Regions from separate parts of the Homo sapiens genome. Here all the other regions are linked to region 3. A link is a contact called in ENCODE Hi-C or POLR2A ChIA-PET data. All regions are on one chromosome and are shown on one strand. Each heading gives the region's core, a stretch centred on a gene start or an enhancer-like site at or near the end of the contact. The rest is flanking DNA. Distances are from core to core; before and after follow the strand shown.

The links. Hi-C counts contacts between places; a loop is a spot of excess contacts on that map. ChIA-PET counts read pairs that join two places held with the same protein, here RNA polymerase II (POLR2A). Pooled maps may share reads with other maps.
Region 1: a map of OCI-LY7 shows a loop between it and region 3 (2.6-fold over the local background). The contact joins two enhancer-like sites. A Hi-C loop is called at or near these places in 1 of 168 maps with a recorded cell type or tissue (OCI-LY7), 1 of 37 single-sample maps with no recorded cell type and 3 of 50 pooled maps. POLR2A ChIA-PET finds 5 or more read pairs at or near these places in 3 of 52 experiments (HEK293, OCI-LY7 and Panc1).
Region 2: a map of naive thymus-derived CD4-positive, alpha-beta T cell shows a loop between it and region 3 (3-fold over the local background). The contact joins two enhancer-like sites. A Hi-C loop is called at or near these places in 1 of 168 maps with a recorded cell type or tissue (naive thymus-derived CD4-positive, alpha-beta T cell), 2 of 37 single-sample maps with no recorded cell type and 12 of 50 pooled maps. POLR2A ChIA-PET finds 5 or more read pairs at or near these places in 1 of 52 experiments (activated naive CD4-positive, alpha-beta T cell).

The regions. Positions count from the first base shown.
Region 1 is chr1:199,974,601-199,978,272 of GRCh38, forward strand. No RefSeq gene overlaps it. Among named protein-coding and RNA genes, the nearest start is that of NR5A2, 51 kb to the right of the region's middle. Within about 2 kb of position 2,076, at least 3 of the 41 ENCODE cell types and tissues checked have a DNase peak (open chromatin) inside an H3K27ac peak, as active enhancers do; they include OCI-LY7, where a contact is called at or near this core.
Region 2 is chr1:200,350,301-200,354,129 of GRCh38, forward strand. All of the region lies in intron 4 of LINC00862 (long intergenic non-protein coding RNA 862), which reads right to left. Among named protein-coding and RNA genes, the nearest start is that of LINC00862, 22 kb to the right of the region's middle. RefSeq lists enhancers at 2,274-2,774, 2,775-3,275. Within about 2 kb of position 1,936, at least 6 of the 41 ENCODE cell types and tissues checked have a DNase peak (open chromatin) inside an H3K27ac peak, as active enhancers do.
Region 3 is chr1:200,153,045-200,156,889 of GRCh38, forward strand. All of the region lies in intron 7 of NR5A2 (nuclear receptor subfamily 5 group A member 2), which reads left to right. Among named protein-coding and RNA genes, the nearest start is that of NR5A2, 130 kb to the left of the region's middle. RefSeq lists an enhancer at 562-631. Within about 2 kb of position 1,272, at least 5 of the 41 ENCODE cell types and tissues checked have a DNase peak (open chromatin) inside an H3K27ac peak, as active enhancers do; they include OCI-LY7, where a contact is called at or near this core.

The sequences.
Region 1 (3,672 bases), core at 826-3,325, 180 kb before region 3:
CCATGGTTGAAGCCTCGACAAAGGAAGGCAGCAAGGGCCAGGGAGAAGACATGAGTGAAGATTTTAGCCAGATTATAAAGGGATAAACCAAGTTAAGGGAGGAAAAAAAATGTCAAAAAACTAACATGAAGATCTATGTTCCTGGTGCTCTGCTTTTTGCTTTATATGTCATTTAATTTTCATTGTCTATGATCATTTAAAATAACACTTCAGACCAGGCACTGTGGCTGACGCCTGTAATCCCAACCCTTTGGGAGGTTGAGGCAGGAGGATCAATTGAGCCCAGGAGTTTGAGGCCAGCCTGGGCAGCATAGAAAGACCCTGCCTCTTAAAAAAAAAAAAAATAGGCAGGCACCGTGGCACATACTTATAGTCCCAGCTACTCAGGAGGCTGAGGTGGGAGGATCACTTGAGCCCAGGAGCTCAAAGCTGCAGTAAGCCATGTTCATGCCACTGCACTCCGGCCTGGGCAAAAAGTAAGACCCTTCTCAAAAATAAATAGATAAAATAAAATAATGCTTCAGTTCTTCCTGATAAAAAACAATGAAAGAAAAAAATTAAAATAATGCTAAGGATTGACATTTCTAATGAAATCAAATATCCAAGAGGGCAAACAATATTATTCACTCCTGATTTGGTGAATTTTCACCCATAACTTAAATATAAGAACAAACATTCTTTACCACTCAGCTCATTTGTCCTTCTATAGTAAAAGTAGAAAAGAGGTTTTCTTGAAAGGAGATTAAAAAAAAAGAAAAGAAAAGAAAAAACATGGTTGCAGACGCCTGTAATCCCAGCTGCTTGGGGGCTGAGGCAGAGAATTGCTTGAACCCAGGAGGCGGAGGTTGCAGTGAGCCAAGATTGCGCCGCTGCACTGCAGCCTGGGCGACCGAGTGAGACTCCATCTCAAAAAACAAAAAAAAAAAAAAGAAAGAAAGAAAAAAAGGAGAAAAGCAGTCTATAGTAGGCCACCTCTGTGAGTCAGTCAGAATTCTCTCAGGGTTGTCTTTCTCAAAGGAGAAAATCACATAGAGGAGGAGTTAGAGGAAGGCTGTCTTTTAGATTTTTCTACCATTAATTTATTCAGCTGATGTTTATTTTATTGAGGGCCCTTTACTGCTAGGTATTATTGAAAGTATTCATTCAAATGCAAAGAAGAAAAAGTCTGCACGCATGAGGCAAATTTAATGTTCTTCAACACTATGAGTATGCAAAATGATCCATTCAAAGGCTGGAAATCCAAAGCCAGGCACGATGGTTTACGCCTGCAATCCCAACTACTCCTGAGGCTGAGACACAGGAATCTCTGGAACCCAGGAGGCAGAGGTTGCAGTGAGCCGAGGGAGACTCCATCTCAAAAAAAAAAAAAAAATTAACTTAAAAAATAAATAAATAAAACAAAGCCTAGAAATCTGAGCATTCCCAAGGGTTAGTTAGAAATAAGTGATCTGTTTTTTTAAAAAAATCTATTTTGTAGCCCGGCGCGGTGGCTCACGCCTGTAATCCCAGCACTTTGGGAGGCTGAAGTGGGTGGACCACGAGGTCAGGAGATCGAGACCATCCTGCCTAACATGATGAAACCCCGTCTCTACTAAAAATACAAAAAATTAGCCGGGCGTGGCGGCACGCGCCTGTAGTACCAGCTACTAGGGAGGCTGAGGCAGGAGAATCGCTTGAACCTGGGAGGCGGAGGTTGCAGTGAGCCAAGATCGCGCCACTGCACTCTAGCCTGGGAGACAGAGCGAGACTCCGTCTCAAATAATAATAATAATAATAATAATAATAATAAACATTAAAATTAAAAAATCTATTTTGTTTGTTCATTAGTCCCATTTAAAATTACCCAGTGCAGAATGTGAACCACCTAGTCAATTTGACTGCTTTCCTGAGCATCAACCTGTAAGAAATCAAGACAGAAGATAATTCTCATAAAAATTCCCTCCCTAGGGAACTCCCGGAAAGAAATTGTCAGAACATGAGTTTTCTAGTTAAAAGGAAACAATGTTGCAACTAACTCAAATCAATAAATGACTACCTCCATCATCCCTGTAGCCACGTGTGTGGAAATATGCTGGCAGCACAGCCAGTATTTGTGCTAACATTAGCACACTCAAGGAAAATCAAACTGTGCTCCTTAAGGCTGTCAGGCCCTCTTAAAAGCTTTCCCCTCCCACGATCTCTTAGATGAGACTGACATCTATGCAGAGTAATGGAAGAAGGCAAAGTCCTTTTTCATCTCCAAGGACTATGGCTAATAATGGCTACTCCCCAGATAATTGTATATAGTATCTGCCTAGATTAACAAACAGGAGATTGAGTAAAATCGAGGAAATCCAGTAGATGACACAGCCAACCTTTCCGGAATCAGGATCTTTTACATTTAGTGTTCCCTCTGCCTGAAACCCAGTTTTCCCCACATATTTACATAGCCAGCTGCTTCTCACTGAAGCTCCCTGGTGGGGCCTTCCCTGACCACTCCTTCTAAAGCAAGATCCACACGCCTGCCTTCCACAGTGATGTAACCACCCATCTGATAATAACCACACGCTTCTAAAAATCTTGATTCTTTCTTTTTGCTCTCTATCCCACTTGAATATAAATCCCACGAGAGCAAGCACCTAGTTTGTCTAGTTCCCTGCTGCAGGACCAGGTCTCAGACAGTGCCTGGCAGGAGGTGGGTGCCCAGTAAATATTTGTGATCTAATGAGCAAATGCAGGACCTGAGTAACCCGAGGCAGCGGGCCTACAGTGCCTGAAGTCTGAAGACCATTTCTCAATTGCTTCTTTTTTTTTTTTTTTTTTTGAGACGGAGTTTTGCTCTTGCTGCCCAGGCTGGAGTGCAATGGCGCAATCTCAGCTCACTGCAACCTCCACCTCCCGGGTTCAAGCGATTCTCCTGCCTCAACCTCTCAAAGAGCTGGAATTACAGGTGCCCACAACCACACCTGGCTAATTTTTTTGTATCTTTAGTAGAGACGGGGCTTCACCATGTTGGCCAGGCTGATCTCAAACTCCTGCCTCAGCCTTCCAAAGTGCTGGGATTACTGGTGTGAGCCACCGCGCCTGGCTGCTCCATTTTAATGGGTTAAATCCCCCATAAGCAAGTTAAAAGCAAGTATTGTGGCAATTAACTAGAGAATTCAGATGCAAAAAAAAAAAAACAAACCACTTTGACCTCAAATATCTGTTTCAAGAGAACGTTAATCTTTCAGTTCCTTAAATTCTTGACTTTACTTTGTATGTGTAAATCTGGCTAGAAGCAGCTTCTTTTCTACTGACAGTGAGCAAAAGATTTTTTTCTCCTTCCTCAATAATTGGGGAATTTTCAAGGCCAGGTGTGGTGGCTCACACCTGTAATCCCAGCACTTTGGGAAGCCAAGGCGGGCAGATCACTTGAGGTCAGGAATTCGAGACCAGCCTGGCCAACATGGCGAAACCCTGTCTGTACTAAAAATACAAAAAATTAGCCAGGCGTGGTGGCACGTGCCTGTAGTCCCAGCTACTCAGGAGGCTGAGGCAGGAGAATCGCTTGAAGCCAGGAGGCAAAGGTTGCATGAGCCGAGATCACTCCACTGCACTCTAGCCTGGGCAACAGAGTGAGACCCTGTCTCAAAAAAATAAAGTAAAACAATAATAATAATAAACATTGAATGTAAAGAGAAAAAAAAAGAG
Region 2 (3,829 bases), core at 686-3,185, 200 kb after region 3:
GCACTCCAGCCTGGACATCAGAGTGAGACTCCATCTCAAAAAAAAAAAAAAACCTCCAGCCTGGCCAATATGGTGAAACTCTATCTCTACTAAAAATACAAAAATTAGCTGGTCTTGGTGGCATGCACCTGTAGTCCCAGCTACTCAGGAGGCTGAGACAGGAGAACTGTTTAAACCCGGGAACCAGAGGTTGCAGTGAACTGAGACTGTGCCACTGCACTCCAGCCTGGGCATCAGAGTGAGACTCCATCTCAAAAAAAAAAAAACAAACAAAAACCTCCAGCCTGGCCAATATGGTGAAACCCCGTCTCTACTAAAAATTCAAAAATTAGCTGGGTGTGGTGGCACGCAACTGCAGTCCCAGCTACTCATGAGGCTGAGGCAGAAGAATCGCTTGAACCCGGGAGGCGGAGGTTGCAGTGAGCCGAGATTGTGCCACTGCACTCCAGCCTAGGTGACAGAGCAAGACTCCATCTCAAAAAAAAAAAAAAAAAAAAAAGGCCAGTCGCCTGTAATCCTAGCACTTTGGGAGGCCAAGGTTGGTGGATCACCTGAGGTCAGCAGTTCAAGACCAGCCTGACTAACATGGTAAAACCCCATCTCTACTAAAACTATAAAAATTAGCTGGGTGTGGTGGTGCACACCTGTAGTCCTAGCTACTCGGGAGGCTGAGGCAGGAGAATCACTTGAACCCAGGAGGCGGAGGTTGCAGTGAGCAGAGGTCACACCACTGCACTCCAGCCTGGGCAACAAGAATGAAACTCCATCTCCAAAAAAACCAAACAAACAACAACAGAAAACTGTATATAATATATACATATTTTTGAGACAGCATCTTGCTGTGTCAGCCATGCTGGAGTGCAGTGGCATGATCACAGCTCACTCTCAAGTGATCCTCTTGCCTCAGCCTCCCAAGTAGCTGGGACTACAGGCATGCACCACCAAGCCCGGCTAATTTTTGTGTTTTTTGATAGAGATGGGGTTTTGCCATCTAATTAAAAATAAAAGGAACTGCAGAATATTTTACTGGGGAGAATAAAAAGAAGACTACTCACCTTGCTTACTCAGTATCACTCACAATATGACCCCTGCCTACCTTTCTATGGGTGTTTCTGAAGATTGCTCTTCATATAATCTATCCTCCAGCCAAACTGGGTTTCTCAGATTGCTTTGCATTTTTCTGCTTCCCTCCCCTCCTACCTTTCTCAGATGTGCCCTCTGCCTGGAATATTGCCTTCCAGAAATTAGTACCCTCCCAACTCAGTACACGTGTCTATCAAAACACTAACAGCCCCACCCATCTCACAGGATCCTCTGAATCTTTCTCTCTATTCAGTGACTATGGCTTTGTGCTGCCTTCAAGGCATTACTATTTCATTCTATGCCAAAAATACTCATCCAAAGGCCAATCCTACACACAAGTTCTGGGGGGTCTCTAAACACGCTAAAATCATTGCAAAATCATGTGAGCCCAAGCGCACACACACACGTGTGTGTGTGTGTGTGTGTGTGTGTGTGTACACACTATGTGCATTTTTTGGGGGAAAGAGGACACATATGTTTCCCCAGATTTTCAAATCTTCCACGACCCTAAAAAAGTAATTTAATTCTCATTTGGTCATTTTGTCCTTCCTGCTTCACAGTAACCTCCAGGATTTGTCCAGATCAGTGCCTCCTTAGTGCCTGGAAAAGAGCCTGGCACAAAACAGGCATTAGGTTGTTGAGTTCAACTGGATAGAGTCAACACACATGTTGGTGTTTACCAAGAAGAGAGGGGAAAGTTTTAAAAACAAAGAAGGAAAAGAAAACCCTTCATTCTTTCAAATTAAAGATTGTATCACAACCCAAACAAGAACAAAAGTGAAAGTGAAATTACTGTATTTTTTTTTAAAGCTTTCAGCCCAGCCTACTGGCAAGGCTAAGATTGTGGACCAGGAGGGATCTTTTGCAGTCCTCAGTCTGCCTCTGACTCCCTGGGATCTTGGGTAATAAGTATCTCAAACTCGCTATACCTCATTTCCTATTTATGCAACATGGAAAATAATTCTTGCCCCTTATCTACCAAGTAAGGAGACTGTAAGGAAAACAGATGACACACAAAATGCTTTTTGAACTCTTCATTAGGCAGAGTCTTTACAAATCTTTTCGTCAGAGAGTCTGTGGTTACAAAGGCCCACTCGGCTCTAGTGGTTGTTTTGATGTCCTGCCTTCTTTCAGGTCTAAAATACTTCCAAATGTGCTCAAATTTAGCATTGACATAAGAAAATCTTGGGCTGGAATGCTCTCTGACCACATGCTGGAGCAGCATTTCTCAACAATTTTTAACTCATATTCCCATTTGATAAGCATTAAAAATCTCACTCCTTTTTAAAATTTTGTTTTATGAAAACAAAGGTTGGTTTTTTTCCCCTTTTCAGAGTATATAATTCTATAATAAATACTGCTTGGCAAAAAAATTGGGAATGAACTGTTGATTTGCAACAGCATGAACAAATCTCAAATGCATTATGCCATGTGAAAGAAGCCAGACCAAAGAGAAGAGCACATGGTGTATGATTCCACTCATATAAAATTCTAGAAAGGCGGCCAGGCACAGTGGCTCATGCCTGTAATCCCAGCACTTTGGGAGGCCAAGGCGAGCGGATCACCTAAGGTTGGGAGTTTGAGACCAGCCTGGCCAACATGGTGAAACCCCATCTCTACTAAAAATACAAAAATTAGCCGGGCATGGTGGTGGACACCTGTAATCCCAGCTACTCGAGAGGCTGAGGCAGGAGAATCGCTTGAACCTGGGAGGCAGACATTGCAGTGAGCCGAGATCATGCCATTGCACTCCAGCCTGGGAGACAGAGTGAGACTCCGTGTCCAAAAAAAAAATTTCCTTTTTCAAACTATACCCCTCTCCACCCTGTCCCCATAAACATTGTTCTGAACAGTGAGCACACTGACCACCTAGGAGGTCCCTCATTCATTCTTGAGCCCCCAAGACTTAGCACAGTAAGCAAGCTCTGACTGTCAGTACCCGCCTTCCACATAGGCCATTTCCTGCCCTAAGATCTGTTCTGTTCTCTCCTGGGAATGACCTTTTCCTGCTTCTGTTTCTTCTTCATTCCAGATGCAGCTCAGGAATCTTCTCCATCAGCCTTCCCTGAATCTCTGCTCAAGCCTGTGCTCCACAGCTCCTGAGCATGTTTCTAGCTGCCACTCACCACTTTGTACTGATTTTATCTGTTGAAGCTTCTAGCCTTCCTCATGAGATAGTAAACAGAAAGGGGTTCTTAACCTTTTTTTGTGCCTCCTAAAGCCTTCTCAAAATATGGTAAAATAGACATAGGCATATGCAGAAAACTAATTATGAAATACAGTTATCAAACTATTCAAACATTTATTGGCTGTCATACCATATGTGCCTTGTTATTGATCTAGTGGTAAATCAAATGACTACCATTATTTCAAAGTAGTGATATGTATAAATGGGAATAGCTGTCACTCCTGTGGCTTGTCATTACCATTGATAACTGAAGGAAATACTGTATTGCAGTTAGAGGGTGATAAAACTGTAATCTTTTCCTATAAAAGTTCACAGGGCCCCTGAATTCCACCCAAGGACAAGGAGCCACAGGGCCCTAGAAAGGTTTTTAGAGGGGCTGTGTCCTCTTTATCTTTGGGTTCTCAATGCCCTCAGCACACAGCAGGGAACTTAATATCTCAGCTATAAAACAAGGTAAGAACAATAACAATATTAAGTATAAATTCAAAAAACTAAGATAGTTTTTCCTGCTAATACTTGTTACTATTACTACTAGTATGCTTACACCAAAGTGTGTCC
Region 3 (3,845 bases), core at 22-2,521:
AAAATAATTCATGCATTGCCAATCTTAATTACACTCTTGCTTTCGTTTATTCCTTTTGCTACTTTCCTGGCTGGTGTTTTGCATGTTACTTATATGCAGTAGTACTTATCTAAAGCCTACTTTAGAGTAGTTGTCCTTACAAGAAATGGAAGTCTAAGTAGAGTGGAATAGCATTTGGATGATTACAGATTCTCTGTGAATTCAGCTAACACTTTCCTCAAGGTAGCACTCATGCTCCTGTTAAAAGTACATTCTTTCCACATGCTTTTTTCACATAGTTAAAAAGAAATCCTTCCATGACATACTGAACCCTAATACCAAATAAGCTGGTGCTTCCCCTGAGCCACATAGGAGAATGTTGGCTCTGAGAATGTCGCAGCATCCCTGCACTGCTGTGATGTGCAGTCAACAGAGGGTACGAGCTCTGGCAGAAAACCCAGAACAGGATATTATGCACAGTAGGGGCTTTCCAACCCAGCTGTTCCAAGCCCTATAGGGTCAAAATGATGGGGAAATCCAGAATGACAGTAATTATGCCATCAACCTTACGGCTCCCTGCCAGAGAGGTTGCTGGTTAGACATCTATACATCTAGTAGCTGTTTAATACATTTTTTAAAACAGGTATAGTGAAAGAATGCATTTTAAGCAGGAATTGAAAATGTACTAAGAATGAGACAATAATGTATGAGCAAGTACTTACTTTGTTTCTTACTTTAGGTAAGAAAAAATAAAAGGAAGGAGGAAAGGTATGGAGGGGGAGATAGAGGGATGGAGGGAAAAGAAAAGGAAAGAGAAGTAGATAGAAAATCAAACACAGATGAAAGCAAAGACAATTATGATTATAATTATTTCATTCCCTAATCATGTAAGATTTGAATTTTCTAATTAAGAAAAAAGAACAAAATTAGTTCATATGTCAAAAAGAGGATTCTAAAATTGCACTGACATAAATGTTATTCTGTGATTCAGTTGCATTCTTAAATTGGTGTGTTATTTATGCAAATTATGGTAAGAAAAATAATTTTGGATATTTTTGTTTTACAAATATATTTTTCACTTTCACCACATTATTTCCAGAAGTATCTTTCCTTCCACAGGGGTTCCCTGTCTGCTCTTGCTTCCTCCAGCTCCTCAATATATGTACCTTTCAGGGTTGTTTCAGCAGTCCTGAAGTTGTGTGTGTGTGTAAGCATGATTAAGAGTACTTTTGTGGGAGTGTGCTATTGCCAGCCTCACAGATGGTGTTATTTCCTGTGTTAGACTTCCTACTTACTGATAGCTGGGCTCACACTTGACATCCTCTCTTAACTGCCTCTAGACCAAAACATGCAAAGTCTTGCAGTGTGGGAGGGAACCTGTGGCTGTGCATTGGGTTCAGTTGATAACAATAATCACCAGCCCTGATGAGTCACCAGAGAGCAATGGGGTGATACTCAAGTACCAGAGAGATGGTGGTGGTCTCTGGTGGCCCCACCACTGTCCACCACTTGCAAGTAGATAAACTGGTCATTAAAGGAGCTGTGGAGAGCCAGATGCAGTGGCACATGCCTGTAGCCCCAGCTACTGCAGAGGCTGAGGCAGGAGGAACACACAAGGCCAAGAGTTTGAATCTGACCTGGGCAACATAGTGAGACCCCTATCTTTAAAAATAAAGAAATAAGTAAATTTTTAAAAAGAAAGGCATTATGAGAGTTTCAGCAGAACATTTAGGAAGGGTCTTCTAGAGATAATGATGGACAAGTCAGTAAGCTGCTTGTTCACACACTAATGTCCAGTTCATGTTGACTGCTATCTACCCACGTCTTCTCTTCTGGCACCTGCCTTAGTGGCTGGAAGCTCTCTCAGAAGCTTAAAAAGATGCTTTTATTTTACCTACCCAACAAGGTTTCTACGCATTCCAGCCTCCAAGGAGGGGTGGTTCCCCTTTGTGAACTGAGATTTAGGAATATCTATGTTTACAACTCCGGGACTAAGATTCAATAAAGCTTCAGGAGGGTGGAAGTGCAGCTTGTGAGGGCAAAACTTTAGAATCCAGTGGACTTCTTAAGGTCATCTGAACAGTGAGAGTAAGTACTAGGCTCTTATCCCACTTCCACCACCAACCAATGCAGAAGTGGGATTAAGATTGATAATCCTGAGATAGCATTAAATGTTTTGATACAGGCATGCAATCCATAATAATCACATCAGATAAACAGTTGTTCTGTGCACACAATCTAACATTTATGCATTTTTTCTTTAAAAAACCTTTCTGCATCCAAATGGCACATTCATTAAGTTTAAAATGAAGCACAAAAGATAGAGATAAAATGAAGCAACTCTATAATTATATAAATTATAAATCTTACTGTAATAATTATACAGTAGACTTGGAGAAAGACAGGCCTTTCAAGAATTGGTTTTTAGAGATGTGTCTAATGCCTTAAAGAAGTGTTTGCTTTAAAATCTTGAAAAAGCCTCATGTAGAAGTGAGATGTTGTAAAGTCATCATTGGCTTTGGCCACTGCCAGGTCGACTACCAGTTTGCTATTTGTGATGTATTTCACTATTTTGGAACTTACAAAGCTATTCCTGATTTCCTTCTGTTAATGGAGGATTAATGACAATGCTGAATCCACAGATAATAATAAAAAAATTTTTTTTTTTTTTGGACAGTCTCACTCTGTCACCCAGGCTGGAGTGCAATGGTGCGATCTTGGCTCACTGCAACCTCCACCTTTTGGGTTCAAGCGATTCTCCTGCCTCAGCCTCCCAAGTAGCTGGGATTGCAGGTGCCAGCCACCATGCCCAGCTAATTTTTGTATTTTTAGTAGAGACGGGGTTCCGCCATGTTGGCCAGGCTGGTCTCGAACTCCTGACCTCAAGTGATCCACCCGCTTAGTCTCCCCAAGTGCTGGGATTACAGAGGTGAGCCACCGCGCCTGGCCCAAAAATCAAATTTTCAACAGTTACTTAAATCCACTACTTCCCAAGATGAAAGCTTTATTACCAACTGAAACTTAGAGAACTATGAGTGGTCGTGGGCTGCCTCTGAACTTGCTGTGGGTATATTTACTGAGCCACCATGGGGGTCATGTGAAGAGTCTAGGGTTTTGTTTTACATCCTTAACACTTCAGTTTTGAAAATCCCTATAAGACAGTAATAGTTCTATAGGGTAAACTCCAAAGAGGGCTTCTGTAGGGGGCATAGGAGTGGCACCCACAGTTGTGGGAACGTCAGCAAACCTGCATCCTCCCTCAGGGGAGAGGTCAGAGCAACTCAGAATATTATGACTACTGAAACAACTTTTTGACTTCACGATGCTGCAAAGCAATCCACATCCAGTAGAAACCATACTTCAAGTACCCATACAACCATTCTGGTTTTTCTGAGACGGAGTCTCACTCTGTCACCCAGGCTGGAGTGCAGTGGCGTGATCTCTGCTCACTGCAACTTCTGCCTCCCGGGTTCAAGCAATTCTCCTGCCTCAGCCTCCCAAGTAGCTGGGATTACAGGTGCCCCCCCACCACACCCGGCTAATTTTTGTATTTTTAGTAGAGAGGGTGTTTCACCATCTTGACCAGGCTGGTCTTGAACTCCTGACCTCGTGATCCACCCGCCTCGGCCTCCCAAAGTGCTGGGATTACAGGTGTGAGCCACCGCACCTGGCCCATTCTGTTTTTTAGTTTCAGTACAGTATTCAATAAATTACATGAGATACTCAACACTTTATTATAAAATAAGTTTTTGGTTAGATGATTTTGTCCAACTGTGGGCTAATGTAAGTATTCTGAGCACATTTAAGGCAGGCTAGGCTAAGCTATGATGTTCAGAAGGTTAGGTGTAGTAAATGAATTTGTGATA